3 separate regions of the Homo sapiens genome follow, and regions 1 and 3 are each linked to region 2. A link is an interaction called in ENCODE POLR2A ChIA-PET data of the cell type or tissue named here. Cell type or tissue: Caco-2. All regions are shown on one strand. Each heading gives the region's core, and the rest is flanking DNA. Links, peaks and the distances in the headings are about the cores only.

Region 1 (8,559 bases), core at 412-8,411, 240 kb before region 2:
CAGGTAGGGAAGGAAATGGAATGGGGGAGGCGGATTAGAGATGGTCTGAGTTACGGCAGCGGCCATGAGATTGGAGAGGTGTTTTAGAGGTACAATCAGTGCAGCTTGACCTGGTTGGATGAGGGACAGGTAAGGGGCCTGGCTTGTCAGAGCTTCTGATAAAGGGATGCTCCTACAACATCTTTTCAAATGCAGAACGCCACACAGATTTTACAGTGAATCTTAAGTAATTTAAAAGTAAAACGTGGTGGATAGAGGAACCATGAATGGAAACTGCTAGTATAGACTAGACTGGATGTGGAGCAAGTAAGAGATAATCTGCTGGAGCAGACAAGAAAAATGTCTTATTTGATGATTGAAAGACAAAATTGTAACAAATTTAGTTTAAAGATCTTAATTGCCTTTTATTTGTGATTCTAGAATCTGGCAACACCTCACTAGTAAGTAGAATGAGTATTCCTATAAGCTGAGCAGAAGAGGTTGAACATTCTTCAGTGTTTTAAAGATAGAGAAGCAGCAAAGGCGGATAGAGGCAGAAACAGAACAAAAAGCAGACTGGACATATCAATGTCACTTTCCTTGTAAGGGTAAAATAGAGAAGACTCTCTTATGCCAGCTGCAACTGGCCTGTTTGGGTAGTTTGCTATTCTCTTTCTCTCCTGATTTCCTAGGTCAGATAAACAACTCAGTTTTGGCCTGGTGGCATTTCAGCATGAGTGACTCCATTTTTGTTTGGTCTGTTGAGCTTAGTGCAGGAGCTCAGTCCAAACCAATGGGCTCCTATAAATTTTCTTTTTTTTTTTGTTGAGTTGGAGACTTGCTCTGTCACCCAGGCTGGAGTTCAGTGGCGCAATCTTCGGCTCACTGCAACCTCCGCCTCCCGGGTTCGAGCAATTCTCCTGCCTCAGCCTCCCGAGTAGCTGGGATTACAGGCGCCTGCCAACACGCCTGGCTAATTTTTTTTTTTTTTTTTTTTTTTTTAGTAGAGACGAGGTTTCACCTTATTGGCCAGGCTGGTCTCTTGGCCAGGCTGGTCTCGAACTCCTGACCTTGTGATCCGCCCACCTCGGCCTCCCAAAGTGCTGGGATTACAGGCTGAGCCACCGCGCCTGGCCATAACTTTTCTTAATAAATGTCATTGGCTTTTGCCCAAGGAGACAGTGAGGAACTCAACTGCAAGGAAGTTCAGACCCTAATGTCTGTTTTCTCTGAGTAGTTATCAGATTGAGAAAAAAAGCAGTAGTTTGAAGCTGGAAAATTTGTCCAATAAGCATGTTTCTTTTTTTTTTTTTCTTTTTGAGACAGGGTCTTGCTTTGTTGTCCAGGCTGGAGTGCAGTGGCATGATCTTGGCTCACTGCAATCTCTGCCTCCCAAGTTCAAGCAATTCTCGTGTCTCAGCCTCCCAATTAGCTGGGACTACAGATGCGCGCCACCACACCTGGCTTTTGTATTTTTTGTAGAGATAGGGTTTCGCCATGTTGGCCAGACTGGTCTCAAACTCCTGATCTCAAGTGATTCTCCCCCCTCGGCCTCCCAAAGTGTTGGGATTACAGGCGTGAGCCACCACACCCAGCCTACCATGATGTGTGAGATATCTGTATTATCAGCTGTCCTCATTGGAGAGTCAGCTAAGCTGGAATTGTAAATAAGATCTTGCCTTATTCTTAGAGGAGTAATATAACAAAGTAATTAATAATAGAGTCCCTGTAACCAGAGGATTTAGGTTCAAATCTTGGCTCTTGCCATTCACTAGCTGCGTGACCTTGGGTAGTTACTTAAGCCCTCTATGCCTCCGTTCCCTTCGATGCAAAGTGGATAACAACAGGACTTAACTCATAAGGTTTTTGTGAAGGTGAATTAAGATAATGTGTGTAAAATGCTTACTTTTGTGTTGGCAGATAGAGTGAGTATAAACTAAGTGGTACTATTACTTTGATTAGAACTTGAATAATAATTGCAACAAGTACTGCTAACAAGTATTCATTAAGTGTATGATTTCATTTTTAATGACAGTTGCCACAGATCTGATGTTGTGTCTACTTGTTCACTCCAGCCCCTGCCCCCTACAAAGATATGATTTGTCTTTATTCATATTGTTAAAATGGGTTCAGTTTCTCTAGGGAAAATTGTTATCTCAGAATAGGGACCTGGAAAGTGAACGATATTTTATAGTCTACCTATGTTCATATTATTTTGTAACCAATGTTTTAAAGATAGAGAAGCAGAGGCGGATAGAACGGATAAAGCAGAAGCGGGCCCAGCTGCAAGAACTTCTCCTACAGGTAAAGATACCGAGATGTTTTCATTACCTTCCCTGTTTCTCCACTTGCTGCCTTTTGGAGTCAGTGTGTTTTCTAATTGTGGTGCCTCTGAGTGGTGTGTGGTGAGCCCACGCCAGGGCAGCCTCTCTCACCTCCTAGCTTGTTGCCATCCACGTGCTCTGCCTTAAGATGGTCCCATCTGTTGCCATCATCTCAGCTCCACAGTAGCTTCCCTGCCCTGTGTGTGACTTACGCCAGGCAGCAGTTCACTGTTGACACTCAGGCCTCTCTAAACATAAACTGTCAGGGGTCTTTTTGTGTTTGTTTATTTTAGCCCGAATTTGGAATATCCACTAGTGAAGCTAGTTAAATTTTAGGTGCTTCAAGTACAGTAATCAAATCTGCCTGTAATACTTAATTTTATCAGTAAATGACAGAATGGCATGAAATAGTTCAGTAAGATTTTTGTTGTTGTTGTTTTTTGAGACTGAGTCTCACTCTTTCGCCAGGCTGGAGTGCAGTGGTGCGATCTTGGCTCACTGTAACCTCTGCCTCCCGGGTTCAAGCCATTCTCTGCCTCAGCCTCCCAAGTAGCTGGGATTACAAGTACCCGCCACCATGCCTGGCTAGTTTTTTCGTATTTTTAGTAGAGACGGGGTTTCACCATCTTGGCCAGGCTGGTCTTGAACTCCTGACTTTGTGATCCACCCGCCTCAGCCTCCCAAAGTGCTGGGGTTACAGGCATGAGCCACCACACTGGGTCTGTTTCAGTAAGATTTATAGAAATACCAAAATTTAGGCCGGTTATATATATATATATCTCATATATATGAGATATATATATGTTATATATATATATATCTCATATATATGAGATATATATATATGTTATATATATATATCTCATATATATGAGATATATATATATGTTATATATATATCTCATATATATGGGATATATATGTTATATATATATCTCATATATATGAGATATATATATATGTTATATATATATATCTCATATATATGAGATATATATGTTATATATATATCTATATATGAGATATATGTTATATATATATCTATATATATGAGATATATGTTATATATATCTATATATATGAGATATATATGTGTTATATATATCTATATATATGAGATATATATGTGTTATATATATCTATATATATGAGATATATATGTGTTATATATATCTATATATATGAGATATATATGTTATATATATCTATATATATGAGATATATATGTGTTATATATATCTATATATGAGATATATATGTGTTATATATATCTATATATGAGATATATATGTTATATATATCTATATATGAGATATATATGTGTTATATATATCTATATATGAGATATATATGTGTTATATATATCTATATATGAGATATATATGTGTTATATATATCTATATATGAGATATATATGTGTTATATATATCTATATATGAGATATATATGTTATATATATCTATATATGAGATATATATGTTATATATATCTATATATATGAGATATATATATGTTATATATATCTATATATATGAGATATATATGTTATATATATCTATATATGAGATATATATATGTTATATATATATCTATATATGAGATATATATGTTATATATATCTATATATGAGATATATATGTTATATATATGATATATATGTTATATATATGAGATATATGTTATATATGAGATATATGTTATATATAGTTATATATTATATATATTATATGTTATATATAGTTATATATATTATATATTATATATATTGTTATATATTATATATAATTATATATAATATATAATATATAAATAATAATGTTTTGTTTGAAGAGAATATTGTGCAGCTTTAAAAAAAAAAAAAGCTGAAACTGACAGTTTATTCCTATGCTCCTGCCTGTAGAATTCTACCAAACACTCCTCCTTGAACTCCTGTGCTGCCATCTTCTTCCCCCCGGCAGCCTCTCTGTTGTCCCTGTCCCTGCACAGTTATCTGCAGTATCCCCTAAGAGCTCATGCCCCAAACCCTGTGCTGGGGCCCTCCTGGAATTTCTTCAAAACCATGGAACATTTTGGAGCTTAATTTTTTTGGCACGTTATTTTTAAAAACCTGTTTATCAGCATGCCAACAGTCATCTGCCTATCAGAAAGAATGGTGCTGGGCAAGATCACCCTCATGTGTGTAGGACTTTCCTGTCTCTAGATGCCTGATGCAAAGAATGAAACCATATTTTTTCCCTGCTTACCTCTGTACCATGAACATTGTTTTTTTATTTTTTAAAGTCTTGAACTTCTTTTCCTCTACTGTCTCTCAAACCAAATATTTGTAGAAGAGTTCCACCCAGGGGCAACATGGCTGTCAACATTCATAGAAACAGGTCTCTCTAAACATTAAAGTGAAACCCAAAGTATAACTGAAATCAACTTGTGGTCTTCTGGTAAACTTAAAACTTATTTCCAAAGGCCGGATGTGGTGGCTCACGCATGTAATCCCAGCACTTTGGGAGGCGGAGACGGGCAGATCACCTGAGTTCAGGAGTTCGAGACCAGCCTGACCAACATGGAGAAACCCCGTCTCTACTAAAAATACAAAAAATTAGCCAGGCATGGTGGCGCATGCCTGTAATCTCAGCTACTTGGGAGGCTAAGGCAGGATAATCTCTTGAACCTGGGAGGCAGAGGTTGCAGTGAGCTGAGATCGCCCCACTGCACCCTAGCCTGGGCAACAAGAGCGAAACTCTGTCTCAAAAAAAAAAAAAACAAAAAACTTATTTCCTCCTAGCATTTCAGTTTTTTTCCTTTCATCAAATAAATTAAGTTGTCATAGAAAGTAAATTAAGCAGCCAGGCACAGTGGCTTACTCCTGTCATCCCAGCACTTGGGGAGGCCGAGGTGGGCAGATCACGAGGTCAGGAGTTTGAGACCAGCCTGACAAACATGGTGAAACCCCGTCTCTACTAAAAATAAAAAAATTAGCCAGGCATGGTGGTGCACACCTGAAATCTCAGGTACTCAGGAGGCTGAGGCAAGAGATTCACTTGAACCCGGGAGGCGGAGGTTGCAGTGAGCCGAGATTGCACCACTGCACTCCAGCCTGGGCAACAGAGCAAGACTCTGTCTTTTTTTTTTTTTTTTTTTTAATAAGTAATCCATTTGCTGTGGCTAAGCTCACTTGATTTTTTTTTATAAGCTCATGTCACAACTCACTCATGTCACATGACACAGGTAACTATTACCTCCTTGCTACCACCTCTCTTTTATTTTTGGTAATGTAGAAGAATGGAGTGAGTAAAGCAAACCTGTAGATAATCCCAATATCCTACTTTTATCTCTATAATTGCCCTTTCCAGCCCTTAAACCTTTTCCATAATAAACGCATAGGAAAATGAATGAACACACTTAAAGCTGTTCAGCCTCTGGAATAGATGTTAATGAGTTTGAAAAAGAACAAAAGGCCAAAGGAAATCAATCAAAGGGCAACAAATAAGTCAGTTCAAAATAAGTGAATTATTTTTCCTTTTACTATCCAAAATAACATTATATGGTATATGAAATTTGTGACAGTGTTAAAAAAAACATTATTATGACCAGGTGCAGTGGCTCATGTCTGTAATCCCAGCACTTTGGGAGGCCGAGGTGGGCAGATCACAAGGTCAGGAGTTCGAGACCAGCCTGGCCAATATGGTAAAACCCCGCCTCTACTAAAAATGCAAAAATTAGCCAGGCATGGTGGCGGGTGCCTGTAGTCCCGGCTACTCGGGAGGCTGAAGCAGGAAAATCATTTGAACCTGGGAGGCGGAGGTTGCAGTGAGCTGAGATCGTGCCACTGTACTCCAGCCTGGGCAACAGAGTGAGACTCCGTCTCAAAAAAATAATAATAAATAATAATAATAAAAACATTATGTTTTTACTGCTCTCTTCACTTGAAAAACCATTGATACTATTAAATGTACACAGCATTAAATAGTGAATCACAAATACATAAGGGCCATTAGTTATCACTGCTTATATTCCCCCATATACCAGGGTCCTCTTGTGGCACTAGGGACAGACACCAAGTTAGGCAAAGTGTAGGAACAGCTCTTGAGATGTGTATTCTAGTAAAAGGGAAGAGAAGCTATGCAGGAGTATTTAAGCATGTAATTCTTTTTCTCAGTTCCACAGTTTAATCATAATTTTTCCTCATTATTAAAGGAATTAAGCAATGAATTCGTTTTTTAGCAACAGAAAATAATGAAATGTAACCTCAATAATGTTTGGTAATGATATTGATAGTGCTAGTTATTGATAGTGATTTTTGGACACACTTAGGTCTACAATAAATTGGTGTTCATTATTTTTTGTGCTTTTCAAAGAGTAAATCTTCCCCTTTTGGGGAGATAGCACTCAGCCATTTTAAGATAATAGTAATCTTTTCTTTTCTTTTCTTTTTTCCTTTCCTTTCCTTTCCTTTCCTTTCCTTCCCCTTTCCTTCCCCTTCCCCTTCCCCTTCCCCTCCCCCTTCCCCTTCCCCTCCCTTCTCTTCCCTTCTTTTCTTTCCTTTTTTTCTTTTCTTTTTCTTCTTGAGAAAGGGCTCTGTTGCCCAGGTTGGAATGTAGTGGCACAGTCATAGCTCACTGCATCCTCCAACTCCTAGGCTCAAGAGAACTTCCCACTTCGGCCTCCCAAAGTGCTGAGATTACAGGTGTGAGCTACCATGCCTGGCCAATAATAGTAATCTTACTGAAACTTTAGTTAAGGTCCAGAACCTGAAATAAACAATACTGATCATAAGATTGCTAAAATGTAAAAAATAAATTTATCACTACTGGGTGACAAGATTATAACAAGCTAATGAAGGGGAATGAATGGCTCTGACTTGAGGAACTTTTAAAACGTTATCTGTTTCTTGAGCAGATGAAAAACTTGAACTGCATACAGTCTTTCTAGCTGTGAAATTCTATCGTACATTTACCTTATTAAAAAAAGGGAGATCACTTGTTTGTTTGTTGGTTGGTTTTTCTCAGACAGAGTTTTGCTCTTGTTGCCCAGGCTGGAGTGCAGTGGTGCAATCTCGGCTTACTGCAGCCTCCGTCTAAAAGGGAGATCACTTTCTTTGGCTTTTGAGTAATGGTTATAACTAAAAGTAGCGGCAAGATCCAGTAAAAAAATTTAGGCCTTGATGTATCTTATAATTAGTGCTGAGCCTCAGTTACCTCATCTGGAAATGTCTGGTTGGGGAAGGCTGGGGCTGGATTCCAAACTGTGCCCAGAGGCTGCTGAGAAGTTCTGTGGAGGTGCCTTAGAAACCATGTGGCTGTGCTTGAGGGCAGAGATGGCAGAGCTTAGGACCTGGCCTCACTGCAGCCAGCCTCAACAGCACCACTTCCATCTGTTTTACATGAGTTTTTTTTTGTTTTGTTTTGAGACAGGGTCTCATTCTGTCACCCAGGCTGGAATGGAGTGGTATGATCTCTGCTCACAGCAAATTCTGCCTCCTGGATTCAAACAATCCTCCCACCTCAGCCTCCTGGGTAGCTGGGACTATAGGCACATACCACCATGCCCAGCTAGTTTTTGTATTTTTTGTAGAGATAGGGTTTTGCCATGTTGCCCAGGTTGGCCTTAAACTCCTGGACTCAAGCAATCAACCTGCTTTGGCCTCCCAAAGTGTTGGGATTACAGGCGTGAGCCACTGTGCCCAGCCTCCCTCGAGATTTTATTTGAAGAAACAATTTTGTGCCTTTAAAATGTTTGCATATCCCTGGGCTACACATCCTAAAGTTTGGGGGCATATTTGACCCCAAACTGTCAGGAGTCTATGTTAGATAAATGGTATCACCCTTGCTGTGTCATTTGCTGAAGAGTTCCAGGTGCCTACTGGTTCTTTCCCAGATTGTGAGGTCCTGTTTCTATGGATGATGGAAAAATGTATTTATTGAGTTGGATCATTCTTTCTTAAATGTTTAATTTTTTAAATTAATTCATTAGTGCAGGCGGGATGTCTCTTTAAACTCTAATTTTAAACTATATTTAAAGGTATTATCTTAATTCTTTTAAATTCCAACTCACTTATGCACAATTGACCATATTGTTTTTATTGATCATTACAGCAAATCGCTTTCAAAAACCTGGTACAGAGAAATCGACAAAATGAGCAGCAAAACCAGGGCCCGCCGGCTCTGAACTCTACCATTCAGCTGCCATTCATAATCATCAATACAAGCAGAAAAACAGTCATAGATTGCAGCATCTCCAGTGACAAGTGAGTGGAGAACTA
Region 2 (8,559 bases), core at 411-8,410:
ATTTAAGTCCCACCACAATATGGCCCCAACCTACCTGTCAAGGCCATCCCCGGCACCCCTCTGCAGGATCCTCGTGAGACTGGTCTGCACAGTCATCCAAGTGTACCATGGATGGTCTTTTCCTCACATGTTAACATCTCTGAAATTGGATAGAACTTCCCCTACCTTCTTCAGCTGGATTGCCCTCTGTGCTTAGAAAAAATGTACTCATCTTTCTGTTCTCACTGGCCACTCTTTGCCACCACATATTCATGTCCTCCCAGGAAATCACAGCATTTACTGTGCTTCTTCTACACTTTTGGCACCAGGTCACACAGCAAGCAAAGGGCGCTGTTACAGATGTTTAACAAGCTCATCATAATTTATTGAACAATTTTAAGTTTTTAAAAATTGACAGCTCACAAATGATAAAAACAGTGAAACAGGAATACAATAAAAACCCAAGTACCATTAATAGACTCTCCAGAAATTCCTGTATATGCACAAGCAGACACACAATGCATCAATTTAAAATTTTTTTAAATTGTGGTAAAATTTGCGTAACACTTACCATCTTAACCATTTTAAGTGTACAGTTCAGGAGTGTTTAGTATGTTCACAGTGTTGTGCAAACAATCTCCAGAACTTTTTCATCTTGCAAAACTGAAACTCTGTACCTATTAAACAATAACTCCCTCCTCACACGTACTCCCAACCACCATTCTACTTTCTGTCTCTGATTTTGACTACTGTAAGTATCTAAGTGGAGGCATGCAGTATTTGTCTTTTTGTGACTGACTTATTCACTTAGCATAATATCCTTAAAGGTTTATCCATGTCGTAGCATGTGTCAGAATTTCCTTCGTTTTTAAGGCCGAGTAATATTCCATTTTATGTATATATCACATTTAATTTATCCAGTCATCTCTCCATGGACATTTGGGTTACTTCCACCTTTGATTTATTGTAAATGATGCTGCTTTGAACATGGTGTTCAAATATCTCTTAATGACGCTACATTCAATTCTTTTAGATGTATACACACAAGTGAAATTGCTGGATTATACTATGTCAATTCATTTTTGTATGAATTTTTCACATATACTATTCTCTCACCTGTTTTTAAAAATGGTGTTACTTGGATACTTTTCCATATAAGCACTTATGTATCCACATTATTCTTTCAATGACTGCATAGTATTCTACCACACACATTTACTGTGATTTATTCCCCTGAAACTCTTTGAGAAAAATTTAGTTATTTCCCACGTAAAATAAAGAGTGCTGCAGTGAACATCCTCATACATATTTCCTTGCACACATGTGACAGTAAACAAATTTCTAAAAGTAGAATGGCCGAGTCAAAAGCTATGTATTTTTCATTTTAATAAACACTGCCAAAAGACCCGCTAAAGGGGTATTCTGATTTTACACTCCTACCCAGTGGATACGTGTGGCAAATTTCAAAAAAGGTCTTTTTGACTTTTATTTTCATTTTTTTTTTTTTTTTTGACGGAGTCTCACTCTTTTGCCAGGCTGGAGTGCAGTGGCATGATCTCAGCTCACTGCAACTTCCAACTCCCTGGTTCAAGCTGTTCTCCTGCCTCAGCCTCCTGAGTAGCTGAGATTACAGGCATGGGCCACCACGACCAGCTAGTTTTTGTATTTTTAGTAGAGATGGGGTTTCACCATGTTGGCCAAGATGGTCTCGATCTCCTGACCTCGTGATCGGCCCACCTCGGCCTCCCAAAGTGCTGGGATTACAGGCGTGAGCCACGGTGCCCACCCAGTCTATTTTCATTTCTTTTAAGCAGGAACAGTTCTCAGGAGCTCTCACATATTGGATACATCAGTTCTGGTAAATTTGTTACATTGATCTTGTTACTCTATGGCCTTTCTTATCCTGCTTAATGACACATATTTTTCCAAGTCATATACTTTATTGTTGTTCACTTTTAATGCAAGAAAATCTTGTCTTTTTTTTTTTTTTTTTTGGAGACGGAGTTTTGCTATAGTCACCCAGGCTGGAGTGCAATGGCGTGATCTCAGCTCACTGCAACTTCCGCCTCCCGGGTTCAAGTGATTCTCCTGCCTAAGCCTCCCGAGTAGCTGGTATTACAGGCATGTGCCACCACGCCTGGCTAATTTTTGTATTATTAGTAGGGACAGGGATTCACCATGTTGGCCAGGATGGTGTTGAACTCTTGACCTCAGGTGATCCACCCGCCTCGGCCTCCCAAAATGCTGGGATTACAGGCGTGAGCCACCGTGCCTGGCCGAAGATCTTGTCTTCTTAGCTAGATCCTAAGACCCTGGAGAGTGGAGCTAATTTACTATACCATTCTTACCCTACAGTTAGTTTGATTCCAGAAACTTGCTAGCACTTGTTAAATTTGTAGATAGAATGAATGAAGTTTTCGTTTTTTATTTTTACTTCAAAGTGAAGAGGTCTTCAGTCTTCTTTTTTTCATTTCTTTCCTATGTTTCTTGTGTGGTTGTCATAGATGAAATAACTGGCACCACTCAATTCTAACATCCACAATAACAGCAGCAATAATAAGAGCCACTCATATTTATTTTTGAGTGTATAATATGAACAAGGCATTGTTCTCATTGTTCTAAAATGCTTGACATGTGTGGTCTCATTCAATGCTCACCAATTGAGATAGGCGCTACTCTTTTTTTTTTTTTTTTTGAGATAGGGTCTCACTTCCTCACCCAGACTGGAGTGCAGTGGTGCAATTATAGCTCACTGAAGTGTTATCCTCCTGGGCTTAAGCAATCCTCCTGCCTCAGCCTCTCAAATAGCGAGGCCTACGGGCACATGCCACCACAGCTGGCTAATTTTTAAATTTTTTGTAGAGATAGGGGGTCTCACTATGTTGCTCAGGCTGGTCTTGAAGTCCTGGCTTCAAGCGATCCTTTTGTCTCAGCCTCCCAAATTGCTGGGATTACAGGCATGAGCCATTGCACCCAGCCCTGCTACTCTTAACTATGTCTTACATAAGAGGAAACTGAGGAGCATGAGGTGAACTGACTTGCCCAGGCTCAGTACCTGGAAAGCGGCAGTTCCTCCATAGAGACTTCTGGTTCATCTAACTGCCTAGGCCATGCTCTTCATCCTGCACCATAATTGTTGTGGCATATAAAACTCAACTCACCCACTGTCATCTGTATATCAATCAACCACACCTCTTCCATTTCTCACGGGGCTATGTGGCATCTTCAGGGTGGGGCAGAGGAATTAAAAGTTTCCTCATTTGGCTGGGAGCTGTGGCTCACGCCTGTAATCCCAGCACTTTGGGAGGCCAAGGCAGGTGGATCACCTGAGGTCAGGAGTTCGACACCAGCCTGGCCAACATGGTGAAACCCTGTCTCTACTAATAATACAAAAAATCAGCTGGGCATGGTGGTGCGCGCCTATAATCCCAGCTACTCAGAAGGCTGAGGCAGGAGAATCACTTGAACCTAGGAGGCAGAGGTTGCAGTGAGCCAAGACTGCGCCACTGCACTCCAGCCTGGGCAACAGAGCAAGACCCTGTCTTAAAAAAAAAAAAGTTTCCTCATTTAGGGAGGATCCTCATTTTTAGGGATGGTGTCTTTTAGGAAGTGGTTATTATTTCCAAGCATTCTTATTGTTCCCAACTATAGGTATATTTATGAAAGAGGATTCTTTCTTTTTTAGATAAAAGTATGATTTCCTTCAACTTATAAATTTCATATGCAGGAGAGATGAAGCCTCAGAGAATTGCGTCTTTTTTTACTAAGGCCTACTTGTGAAACCCACATTTTAGAAAATGACAAGTGTGATGGGATCATCACAAGACAGGATTATCACATGACTTTAAACTTTCATACAATAATCATCAAATTTGAGAACTTCAAAGGGACTTGGTTACAGTGAAAAATATTACTATAGAATAAGCAATATCTATCCGGGTGTATCTGCTTGGCCATGGAAATAGATGACATCCATATGGAAATATAGCACCTATATTCAGTTTTTAGTCTGTGAAATAATAAACAGGCAATCATAAATTATAGAAAAAAGGGAGTTCAACTTCTTACAGTAGAGAATAAACATATATAAAGCATTACCTCCTAAGAGGTAGCACAGCCTTCATAAAGAGTTTAGGTAAATTTAAAAGTAAATTTATCTTTTCAGATCCACAATAGGCTAGCAGCAACTAGGATTTGGGTAGGGGTGGGAATTAAAGAGGGGAGGCCCAGTCTGTGCCAATCTTTGAGGAAACTGTTGTTCTCTTACTTACTTGTCTCTTGGTTCAATCATCATCCATCAGATTGGAATGATGGTTTAGGGGAGCGTGACCTAGAACCTAAATTCTCATATAATCAAATGCAAAACCTGCAGCTGATGGTGCTGTCTGCCCCAAGGGCCCAGGCTCCACACAGCACTCCCTGGTGGCTGCTCCTCACTGACACAGACGTCCAAGAACTTACCTTTTTCTTCTTTTTATGCATAGTGTTAGACTTCTTGCTATTTTTCCAAATTGATCTGAAGGTATCTGAAGAGATCTGGGGAGTGACTGTAATTTTTAAGACCGGTAGTTTACCTGCACGGGGAAAGAACATAATCATAAATAGGTAGGATATCTCACAACTACATTAGAGGGAGTGGGTCTTAGGCTTCTGAGAGAGGCATTCTCCCACATTCTTATTAGCCGAGTGACTTTCCTCTGACCTCATACCTCTTCCTTATACCTTCTTGGTGCGAGTGATGCTGACAATTAATTTACCTCTGAAGTAACTTCTTACACTTGTCCTGTCTTTCCCATTCTCACTGTCATGTCTTTTACCTGGATGATAGAGTAGCCTCCTAACCAGTTTTCCTAATCCCAAACTTCCCCAACCCCAAGCCCATCCTGGACCCTGCTTCCAGATTAATCATCTGAAAGCAACATTCTGATCTTCTCATTACCAGCTCTAATACCATTACTGGCCCTCTTTCTTTAGTAGACATCTCTTGTTTCCGCCTACCCAGCTTCCATTTCAGCTTCTTTCTGCAACAGCACTTTGAGTTTGTTTTAGGGTTCCACTCCCCTGCCCTCCAGGGTATGCACGTAGCCCAGGGATGTCTAGTGTATTTCATCTCCCTGGCACAGTGATTGGTTAACAGGTGTGCATGTGACTCATGGTCCTCCAGTGAAAGTCCAAAGAAGAGCTCCTTCTTGAGATTATTAACCAGGCAGAATGTAACCCTCTGGCTAATGCTGCTCAACTTGCCCCCATGTGGGAAAGAGCCTGCCTGAGAGTAAAGTCAACACAGCAGCAGAACTCCCAGGAGATGGAGGTGGGCGGCGTTATGTGAACCCTTGATTTCAGCTGGACTTTAAGCTAGAACCACCCTGGACTTACAGGAGTCAACAGATTTGCTTTTGTACTTAAGTCAGTTTGAATCGGTTTTGTATCACTTGAAACCCAGAGTTCTCACTGATTTTCCTATAAAATAAAGACTCAAATCCCTAATGTGTTATTACAGAGCCTGTGTCAACCCCTCCTCCATATTCTTTCCCATGGAACTCTCCCTTCTCCTCCTTCCTGCTTCTCATTTAGCCATACAGCTAGGTCCTGCTTATAAGGCCGGAGGTGCCTAACACTACAGTTTCTGGAGGCCAGGCTTCTCCAGGGAGAGGCCAAAAGCAGAAGGGAAAACAAGAAATACAGTTGAGAGGAAAAACAAGAACTTTAGAAAATAGTACTGAATTTCAGCTCCAGAGGGTAAATTGAGGTTGAAGTATGAAAATGCTTGTACAAGTATGAGGTCAAATCAGGCTGGGCACAGGAAAGAGCAGTGGAAGGCAAGGTGGATGAATATGGAAAGGAACCTGGAGGTGTAAGACAATGTGGTTTAGAATGTCACAACTTGAGGCCGGGCGCAGTAATCCCAGCACTTTGGGAGGCCGAGGTGGGCGGATCACCTGTGGTTGGGAGTTTGAGACCAGCCTCACCAATGTGGAGAAACCCCGTCTCTACTAAAAATACAAAATTAGCCAGGCATGGTGGTGCATGCCTGTGATCCCAGCTATTTGGGAGGCAGGAGAATTGCTTGAACCCAGGAGGCGGAGGTTGCAGTGAGCCAAGATCACACCATTGCACTCCAGCTTGGGCAACAAGAACGAAACTGTCTCAAAAAAAAAAAAAAAAAAAAAAAAGAATGAGCCAGAAATCAGATACTAGCACTTCCTCCTTGTCCTTTCTTCTCCTTCTTCTGGTCTGGAATGGAGAGGAGAGGTCACAGGTGTGGGAGCCACCTTGCAGCCATGAGGATAAGGGCCACTTGCTGAGGTGATGGTGGAGAAGGAGAGAAGGAATCTGGGACGTTGATGATGTGGTGCAGTAGCTGTACCTGCCCAGTCGTCTTCCACCTGTGTAGGGCACTGTAGCTGGTTCTGTTACCTGTAGCCAAACACTATCTCTATATGATGCAGTATTTAATCGGAAACAGGTATAAATCCTGGCCAAGGAGAAAAACAAAGCTCGGAGTTAGAAATATAGAGGACAGGTCCAAAGCAGGGGAAGGCAAAGTCTTCAGTAGGAAAACAAAGGTCAAAGTCTTGACCACTGAGGCAAGGAGGGAGTGTGGGATGCACGGCGCAGGCTGTGAGGTGTTTCATATGCTACAGACCATTTGAAATGGGGCCAGGAGTGTGGAATGGAGACCAGCTGAGACCTCAGAGGATTCATGTGTCGCCTAAGCTCACAAAAGACTGTTATGTTTCCTGGATGCCACACTTTCGGTCATCCTTTCTACTTATTTTCCACTTATAAAATTCTACTCATTCTTCAATGAAGCATATCCCAAGTGTTTGAGACTTCCTCTTCTTTTGAGGAAACTAAGATGATTTAAGCCAGCATTAGGTATTGACCTGGAGTTATATAACAACAAATTACATGGTGAGAAAGCTAGGCACTTTTCAATTCTCTCTTTAAAAATATTTTTGGCTGGGTGCAGTGGCTAGTGGCTTATGCCTGCAATCCTAGCACTTTGGGTTTCAGGAGTTCAAGACCAGCCTGGGAAAAATGGCAAGACCTAACCTCTACAAAAAATTTAAAATTAGCCAGGCATGGTGGCACATGCCTGTAGTCCTAACTACTTGGGAGGCTGAGGTAGGACGATCACTTGAGCCCAGAAGTTCAAGGATACAGTGAGCTAAGATCATGCCACTGGACTCCAGCCTGGGCAACAGACCAATTTATTTTCTTTCTTTTCTTTTCTTTTCTTCTTTTCTTTTCTTTCTTTTTTTTCTTTCTTTCTTCTTCTTTCCTTCCTTCCCTCCTTCCTTCCTTCCCTCCCTCCTTCCTTTCTTTCTTTCTCTCTCTCATTCTCTCTTCTCTTTCCTTCCTTCCTTCTTTCCCCCTCCCCCTCCCCTCCCCTCCCCCTCCCTCTCTTCTTCTTCTTCTTCTTCTTCTTCCTCTTCCTCTTGTTCTTCTTCTTGTAGAGATGGGGTCTCCCTAGGTTGCCCAGGCTGGTATCGAACTCCTGGGCTCAAGTGATCCTCCCACCTTGGCCTCCCAAAGTGCTGGGATTACAGGTGTAGGCCACTGCACGTGGCCCCAAGTTCTCTTCTGCAGAGGCAGCCACTTTCAACTTATTCAGCAGTTTTTCATGATATTTACTGCCTGATTTTAAACAAAGTGCTTATTATATTATTTCTTGATATTTCCATTTAAAATTTTACATATTGACTTTTGTAACTTCCTCTCACCAAGCCTCCCAATAAAGATATATCACAATTTTTAGTTAAATCAACACTTGGTGTATTCATTGGTATATTTTTGTACATATTTCATTGTATATCTGTCTTTTGTCTAAGTTAATAATTGCCTGTTTTGTCATTTGCAGAGTTTTCTGTGTACTTATTCTAAATATTTTCCCACAGGTTTCTGTCATTTCAAATATACTTATCAATATTTCTTTCAAAACACCTAAGTATCTATTTTTTATTTTTGTATTTTTAGTAGAGATGCGGGTTTCATCATGTTGGCCAGGCTGGTCTTGAACTCCTGACCTCAGTTGACAAAATACTTAAGTATTTCACATGCTCTATAAGTTCAGTTTTTAACCAAGTCTTTCTCCTTTACAAAGTCTTCTACTTTTCTGCTCCAATTTGGATTTACCTCAACCATCATCTGGGACTCCCTTTTTTACTGTCCTATATTGGGCCTTCCGATTTCTGAACTTGGCGTTCTTTGTTTTTGTGGTTTATTTTATTTTATTTTTATTTATTTATTTTTTTGAGACAGTCTCATTCTATTGCCCAGGCTGGAGTGCAGTGGTGCGATCTCGGCCCATTGCAACCTCCGCCTCCTCGGTTCAAGTGATTCTCCTGCCTCAGCCTCCTGAGTAGCTGGGCTTACAGGTGTTTACCACCATGCCTGGCTAATTTTGTATTTTTAATAGAGAGGGGGGTTTCGCCAAGTTGGCCAGGCTGGTCTCGAACTCCTGACCTCAAGTGATCTGCCTGCCTCAGCCTCCCAAAGTGCAGGGATTACAGGCATGAGCCACTGCGCCTGGCTTGTCTTCCTGGTTTATTTTCTCATTTTGCTCAAGCATGTTCT
Region 3 (8,549 bases), core at 1-8,000, 430 kb before region 2:
AGGTTCAAGCGATTCACCTGCCTCAGCCTCCCAAGTAGCTGGGATTGCAGGCACCCGCCACCATGCCCAGCTAATTTTTGTATTTTTAGTAGAGATGGGGTTTCGCCATGTTGGCCAGGCTAGTGTCAAACTCCTGACCTCAGGTGATCCACTCGCTTTGGCATCCCAAAGTGCTGGGATCACAGGCGTGAGCCTCTGCGCCCAGCCCCACATGCAGGTTATTTTTATACATAACACAGTGACTTGAGTTTTATCTACATCATTATATTTAATTTCAGATATTTGCTTCTGTCTCAGAAATGTGAGACTATGTATATCCTCTGTATTTTATAAATTTACCCAGAAATTGGATTTGCTCTATACATACTTAATAAAATGTCTTAAAATATATATGTCTTAAAATGTAAACAATAAATTCTGGAAATGAGGATTTTAAGAAACACATTTATTTTCCTGACTAGATTTATCTAACTATAGTATACTGATGAAAACTATGTTTTTCTTTTAAAAACTTGTCTACATTAATACCTTTATTTATTTTTAATTAAAAATTTTTTTTTTTTGAGATGGAGTCTCACTCTGTAGCCCAAGCTGGAGTGCAGTGGTGCGATCTCGGGTCATTGCAACCTCCGCCTCCTGGGCTCAAGTGATTCTCGTGCTTCAGCCTCCTAAGTAGCTGAGACTATAGGCGCGTGCCACCACGCCCAGCTAATTTTTTATATTTTAGTAGAGACAGGGTTTCACCATATTGCCCAAGGTGATCTCAAACTCCTGACCTCAGATGATCTGCCCGCCTCGGCTTCCCAAAGTGCTGGGATTACAGGCATGAGCCACCACACCTGGCCTACATTAATACCTTTAAACATAGATGGTCTAAAATGTTGACTGTAAATAAAAAGAATATGACCTGACAAAATTTTAGAAAGGAGAATTTAATGTGTCAGTTTTATTGGTAAGAAAAAATGTACTTCATGAAGATTTGTAGACTTTTGGTACTTCAAAAGAGGTGTGATAGACCTCTCAGTAGGTGAAATGTGCCAAGCTTACTAATAAGATACCTGTATCATTTCAGACTACTTATGATCTTAGTTATAAATGTTCTCACCTGGTGCTGTGGCTCACACCTGTAATCCCAACACTTTGCGGGGCTGAGGAGGGCGGATCATTTGAGGCCAGGAGTTTGAGACCAGCCTGGCCAACATGGCGAAACCACGTCTCTACTAAAAGTACAAAAAATTAGCCGGGCGTGGTGGCACGTGCCTATGGTCCGAGCTACTCGAGAGGCCCAGGCAGGATAATTGCTTGAACCCGGGAGGTGGAGGTTGCAGTGAGCTGAGATCGCACCACTCTACTCCAGCCTGGGTGACAGAAAGAGACTCTGTCTCAAAAAAAAAAAGTTCTCTTGCTTTTTATTATATATCATATGATCCTTCCTTCAAAGAGCAGTCTATGCTAGAACTACAAAATTATCTTAAACTGGAATTTAAATAAATTATATAAAAGGCTATAGTTTGAAAGAGAAACTATTACATTAATCTCCAACTTTGAATTTTATGCATATTCCAGAAAGTTGACATTTACCTTAAGCTGTAAGACAAAAATCTTAATTTGTCTTCATTTATTGTAATTGCATAAAAAAGAAAATATCCTATTTCTTTCTCTTTTTTTTTCTTCTGTTTTTCTATTTTTAGAGACAGGGTCTTTCTCTGTTACTCAGGCTGGAGTGCAGTGATATAATCATAGCTCACTGCAGCCTTGAATTCCTAAGCAAGTGGTCTCCCCTCCTCAGTCTCCCAAAGCACTGGGATTGCAGGCATGAACCACTGTGCCTGGCCAGAAAATATACTGTTTTTCACTTGGGATTGTTTTAATAATAGCAAGTTATGAAATTAAATGATGGCATAGGGTAGCTGCTTTAGAAGTGATGTGGTGTCCCACCACACAGAAACTGAGCTGAAAGTTAGAAACCAAAAGACTTGAAAATACTGGTATAATTATTTTCAGGAATGATCGATCTAACAAAATTCAAAAGTAACAAAGTATTTTGGATTGTTTTAAAAATAGTTTTTGTTTACCTTTCTACCAGCAACTCGTATAGGTTTTTGGATAAACTTTATTGGACTCATGATTTGCCTTAAAATTTGAGGATAATTTTTTTATCTATAGGGTTTTGGACTGACAAGGAGGAACTAAAGAAACTGAGACAAAGTGAAGTGGTTTTCAAGCCACAGAAGAAATGTCAAGAATATGAAATGAGTCTGGAAAACTGGGCCAAAGCAGTGAAACGCTCCATGAATTGGTATAACAAGACATAACACTAAATGAAATGATCAAAACCATAGGTAGCTGGTTTATGTGACGTGCAGATGAGATGAAGCTCAGGGATAACCCATATGACAATGACTAAGAGGAGAAAATTTTAAATAAGCTTCATAACTTAAGAAGCATTGCTTTTAAAAAAACAAAACGGAACAAAAAACTCTTATTTTTTTCCCCTAAACCATGGTAAGGCAGCAATACCTCAAAACTTTATATCTTCTATTTTGTAGCAAATTCCAAAGGACATTAGTCATTTCCAACCACATTTTGACAGTTATGGGTCCTCTTCCTTTTTATACTGGGTCAGTGGTACATAGGAACATAATGATTTACCATCCAAGCTAATAGTTCTGGGTCAAGTACCATGCACATATTGTTCCAAAATTATGTGAAACGTATTTCTTTAATTCTTTAAGTGGGCTATTTGAAGTACATATAGCTAAAAAGAAAGAATAACTGAGAAAATGTGGAATTTTGAAACATTAATATTTTATGTTTAAAGCCATAATTTCCTAATATTATATCCAAATATGAGCTTAATATGTCCCTCTCAGATAAGCTTATGAGATAGTTAATGCTTTCCTTTACTGGTCTTAAAGACACTGCCTTAATTTTTCCTTGTTCAACCAAAATCTGAGCATTCTTTCTATGTTGAAAACACTGAAAAACTAATTTTAGTTAATGAACTAGAAAGAATATTGATTTTTAAGAAACAGAAAAATACTACTTATTTTCCTTCTCAAATAACGTTTCTTTCAAAAACTTCTGGCTGAAGTATAACATGCTGGTAGTTAACATAAATCTTGTCTTTCTCTTGTTCTTTATCTTTCTTTGTTATTTAGATGCTTGTATAAATGTCTTTTGTTTTTATTAAGTGCCTAATTGACAGAGCTTAATTTGAAGAAGTGCCCTAATTTATTGACCACTTAAGAATTGCCTTTATTGGGGTATTTTATTTGTTCCTGCGTCTTTTTGATGTTTGTTCAGTCTACTCATCCCTGTGAGTATGTGTGGGGGACAGCTGATAGAAGGGAGGAGAGTGTGTCTATGCTCAGGATTGCCCTTTAGCCACTCAGCCAGAGATCCACAGGGAGCAACAAGGACAGTTTCACATGCTTAGACTTTCTTGGAAGAAACAGTGAGGAGGAGTAAGTCGTGAGTAGTGTCAAGCTGGATGTAGAATTGTCCTAAGGCAGTTGACCCCACCTTCCAACATGTTTTCACTTTATTTGCCCCTCCCTACATTTGGGTTAGGTTCCATTTGGATTTGCAGCAATAATGACTTTATTTCTCTCTTGGTCAGGATTTGGCACATAAAATCCTTTTATTATAGAACTAGCTATTTTAGTTACATAGTAATGTAACTAATGGAGAGATTTATAGAGAATTTTGTTTTTGCTGTCATATATGTCCATTTTGGAGACAGATATGATAGAACTAGAAATTAAGTTGCATTTCTGCAAGTGCCATTTGAATGAACTTCAAGTATCTTCTTAATTATTAAATTTTCTGATGAAGGCATTGTAACAAATATATAGTATTATTAAATCTAATTAATATTTGGAAATATTAATAAATAGGTATTTTATTTACTGTAAAAAGTCAAACTTCATTATGTAGATAAATCTTATTCTTTTCATTCTTTCCCCTGTTTACATCCTTTTTACAAAGCTTAGTCACCAATTAAAGCTTTCCTATCAAAATCACATGGAAGCTGCTCTGTTGTTTTACTGTTACACATTCTGTTTCTCAGTGGGTGTAATTTTTTTTTCTTTTTCTTTTTTTGTAGAGACAGGGTCTTGCTGTGTTGCCCAGGGTAGTCTTTAATTCCTGGCCTCAAGTGATCCTCCCACCTTGGCCTCCCAAAGTGCTGGGATTGCAGCCGTGAACCACTGCACCCAGCCAATGGGTGTAATTTCATAGGAAATAATTCTTTTTGTCAGAATGTACTGAATTGTAATATTAATACCTGAAAATTTGTTAGTTCACTTCTTTTCCACGTTCTTCTTTCCCAACATATAACCACAAAATAAAGGATAAATACTTTGGGCTGTGTGCAGTGGCTCATGCCTGTAATCCCAGCACTTTGGCAGGCTGAAGTGGGCGGATCATTTGAGGTCAGGAGTCCAACCTGGTCAAACACGGTGAAACCCTGTCTCCACTAAAAATACAAAAATTAGCTGGATGTGGTGGTGCAAGCCTGTAATCCCAGCTACTCGGGAGGCTGAGGCAGGAGAATTGCTTGAATCTGGGGGGTGGAAGTTGCAGTGAGCCAAGATCATGCCACTGCACTGTAGCCTGGGCAACAGAGCGACACTGCGTCTCAAAAAAAAAAAAAAAGGATCAATACTTTTCAGATAATGTTGGAAAGTAACTTTGAATGTCCCTCATCGGAATTGAGCATCTCCTCAAGTGTCAGTGGCTATTTTTTTCTTCTGTGAATCTAAAAACTAATATTTTATTTTTAATATTTGTGGCCATTTTTAGTGATAAGACTTTAATAAATATTTTTGGACTTAACTAAAATCAGAAACATGACCACATTTGCTTTTGTGGTTGCAGAAACAGTTGATAAGATCAATTGAGCAACAAAATTGTCCTTTCTTTTTTTTTTTTTTTTTTGAGACATTGTCATGCTCTGTTGCCCAGGCTGGAGTGCAGTGGCATGATCTCGGCTCACTGCAACCTCCCTCTCCTGGGCTCAAGCAGTCCTCCTGCCTCAGCCTCCCAAGTAGCTGGGATTTCAGGTATACGTCACTACGCCCAGCTGATTTTTGTATTTTTAGTAGAGACAGGGTTTTACCATGTTGGCCAGGCTGGTCTCAAACTCCTGACCTTGTGACCCACCCACCTCGGCCTCCCAAAGTGCTAGGATTACAGGCGTGAGCCACCATGCCTGGCTTGTCCTTTCTGTCTTCCAAGTTTGTTTTTCATTTGTATGCTAATATTTGAAGTTTAGAAAAATTTGTGCTACTTCTCAGCATGTTTTATTTTCCCATTATAGATCTATCAGATATTTTTAGAAGGTCTGCAACTGTCTGATAAAGGAAGAGAATGTTCCTGTTCAATCTATCTTAAAGTGCTACTAATTGCTTTTATACTATAGACATACTGATTTTTTCATCTTTTTTATCCAACCATGGCATGGTTTCCTAATCTCAGCATTGACATTTTGGACTGGATAAATCTTTATTTTGGGATGCTATGCTGTACTTTATAGGATGTTTAGCAATATCCCTGACCTCTGCCCTCTAGCTACAAGTACCATCCCCCTAGTTGTTATGGCCAAAAATGTCTTCAAACATTGCCATTCTGAGAGGCAAAATTGCCCCCAGTTGAGAGCCACTGATACAGGCTGTTAGAAGAAAATCGAAGACTCAGTGAATATAGTGTCATACTCCTTTTCTTTCTGCCTCATTTTACCTTAGGAAATGGTTGTTAGCAAAAAAATTAGTTAATCGTATCTTGAAATAAATAGGGTATCTATTTTGCTGATTAATAAAGAAAAAATAAATCTCAGCTGGGCACAGTGGCTCACACCTGTAATCCTAGCACTTTGGGAGGCCAAGGCAGGCGGATCACTTCAGCTCAGGAGTTTGAGACCAGCCTGGGCAACCTGGCGAATCCCTATCTCTACAAAAAATACACAAATTAGCTGGGTGTGGTGACACACACATATAGTCCCAGCTAATTAGGGGGCTGAGGTGGGAAGATCACTTGAGCTCCAGGAGGTGGAGGCTGCAGTGAGCCAAGTTGGTGTCACTGTACTCTAGCCTGGGTGGCAAAGTGAGACCCTGTCTCAATCAATCAATCAATCAATCAATCAATATCTCATGCTGTAATTGTCTTCTGATGTTTTCATCCACCCAGCCCCACCTCTGCAGCCTTAATTACTGGAGTAGGTCCATGATTTCAGTGTAGGGTTAATGTATTCTGCAGATCATCTTTGATTTGACCTGCTTTTTTGCTTCCTTTTTATCTCTGAACAAAGGAGATCATCATTCTCTTTAATCTGCCTTCTGTGTAAATCTCTACCAGACTGGAAGCTCCCTGAAAGCAGAAACTGTCTGCTTCCCCAGAACTTAGCACTGTGCTTTCATGTATGTGGGATAAATTTTTACTTTGTTAGTGCAACTTTGTTTGTACACGTTATCCTTGATATTACATACATTTGTTGATGGGGGCAATTTATATTTGTTGTGAGTAAAATACTTTTTTGTTGGATTAAGAAGAACTATACTCTTCCCAGCACTTTGGGAGGCCAAGGAGGACGGATTACCTGAGGTTAGTAGCTTGAGACCAGCCTGACCAACATGGAGAAACCCCATCTCTATTAAAACTACAAAAAAATTAGCTGTGCGTTGTGGCACATGCCTGTAATCCCAGCTAGTCAGGAGGCTGAGGCAGGAGAACCGCTTGAACCCCTGAGGCAGAGGTTGCGGTTGAGCCGAGATCGCGCCATTGCACTCCAGCCTGGGCAACAAGAGTTAAACTCCATTTCAAAAAAACAAAAACAAAAACAAAAACAAAAAAACAAAAGAAGAACTACTCTGTAGTGAGAGCTAGAATCCTCATGTTGTTTATTTAAAATTTTTGGCCAAGTACAGTGGCTCATGCCTGTAATCCCAGCACTTTGGGAGGCTGAGGCCAGAGGATCACTTGAAGCCAGGAGTTCAGTTACAGCTTGGGCAGCAAAGTGAGACCTTGTCTCTACAAAAAAATTTTTTTTAAATTAGCCAGGTGTGGTGGTATGCCCCTGTAGTCCCAGCTACTCAGGAAACCGAAGCAGGAGAATCGCTTGAACACAGGAGTTTGAGGGTGCTATGAGCTATGATTGTGCCACTGCACTCCAGCCTGGGCAACAGGGCAAGGCCCTGTCTTAATAAAATAAAATAAAATTCTTAATATGTTTATATATTTGAAAAACTATTTGTGTAGAGACACATGTCTGTAAATACACATAGATATATTAACTTTTTAAGCTTTAATTGAAGCCTTTCTCTTCACAGGTTTTATATATTTGACTGCAGATGACTAACAGATTGAATTTTAAGAGTGCGAAACACTCTGGTGCTATAGGGAAGGAACTTCATAAATAGCCCCTCCTGTAAGGGACCAGTCTTTAATTTAAAACAGTCCAGCCCAGGAATCTTGCAAGAATTTTGTAATTATTTGAGGAGAGATGTAGATATACCCTGGAGTTCTTTGACTTTAAGTTATTCTAGAGTCATCCCAGAGATGGCCTAGAAGACTTGAATGTACCCCAAAGGATTCTGAATCCCTTTGGGAAATTTAGACTATGATTTTCAGTAAGAATTAAAAGCCCCAGGATAAGCGTGGTGGTTCACACCTGTAATCCCAGCAATTTGTGAGGCCAAGGCGGGAGGATCGCTTGAGCTCAGGAGTTCGAGACCAGCCTAGGCAACATAGTGAGACCCCACCCATCTCAATTTAAAAAAAGAGAGAAAAAGGCCAGGTGTAGTGGCTCACGCCTGTAATCCCAGCACTTTGGGAGGCCAAGGCGGGTGGATCACCTGAGGTCAGGAGTTCAAGACCAGCCTGATCAATATGGTGAAACCCCATCTCTACTAAAAATACAAAAATTAGCCAGTCCTGATGGCATGTGCCTGTGGTCCCAGCGACTTGGGAGGCTGAGACAGGAGAATTGCTTGAACCCGGGACGTGGAGGTTGCAGTGAGCCGAGATTGGGCCACTGCATTCCAGCCTGGGTGAGAGAGCGAGACTCTGTCTCAAAAAAAAAAAAGAGAGAGAGAGAGAGAGAGAGAGAAAGCCCCAAACATACCTTGGGCCTTTACAACCTACTTGGTCCCAGAATCGTCTTATTGTAAACCCAAAGCCAGGTCTTCTGGTTCGAACCAGTCAAAATGGGTAATCTAAAAAAGTTAAATAGATGATTCAAAATCGTGTTGGTGGTTTTTTCTTTTTAAATCCCCTTTCCAAGTAAAAGGAATCTTTTTTTTTTTTTTAAGTTTTGAAGCCTCATAGCCATAAATATTTTGGCACCAGCATCTATTGGCACCTAAGTCATTGGCTGTATCATATTCCCATGGGACCCTTGTTCCTAGAGGAATGCAGGAATGATCTTGGAGTGGGAAGGACAGAAACAGGTGCTTGCAAAATCAGATATTTCTGAAATTCTCTGTTATTCTATTTCTACTGTCTTTCCCCACTTTACTATAAATTTGATCTGTTATAAAATGGCTGTGTTT

Evidence for each region. ChIA-PET counts read pairs that join two places held together with the same protein. Peaks named below come from ENCODE experiments on the same cell type or tissue, not always from the same donor. Only the 100,000 strongest peaks of a DNase experiment are listed, where the experiment ranks them.
Region 1: POLR2A ChIA-PET joins it to region 2 with 5 read pairs; 2 of 35 experiments call an interaction of 5 or more read pairs at or near these places.
Region 3: POLR2A ChIA-PET joins it to region 2 with 6 read pairs; 3 of 35 experiments call an interaction of 5 or more read pairs at or near these places.

What each region holds. Positions count from the first base shown.
Region 1 is chr3:141,963,797-141,972,355 of GRCh38, reverse strand. TFDP2 (transcription factor Dp-2) reads left to right here. Exons shown (of 13, transcript NM_001178139.2): 9 at 2,215-2,283; 10 at 8,393-8,544. Among named protein-coding and RNA genes, the nearest start is that of ATP1B3, 91 kb to the right of the region's middle. In Caco-2, for the core only: no CTCF peak of the experiment used is centred there; no DNase peak of the experiment used is centred there.
Region 2 is chr3:141,725,285-141,733,843 of GRCh38, reverse strand. No RefSeq gene overlaps it. Among named protein-coding and RNA genes, the nearest start is that of RNF7, 8.7 kb to the left of the region's middle. In Caco-2, for the core only: no CTCF peak of the experiment used is centred there; a DNase peak (open chromatin) is centred at 5,173.
Region 3 is chr3:142,159,388-142,167,936 of GRCh38, reverse strand. It overlaps GK5 (glycerol kinase 5), which reads left to right. Exons shown (of 16, transcript NM_001039547.3): 16 at 2,167-8,549. The coding sequence ends at 2,315. Among named protein-coding and RNA genes, the nearest start is that of TFDP2, 14 kb to the right of the region's middle. RefSeq lists an enhancer at 2,913-3,648. In Caco-2, for the core only: no CTCF peak of the experiment used is centred there; no DNase peak of the experiment used is centred there.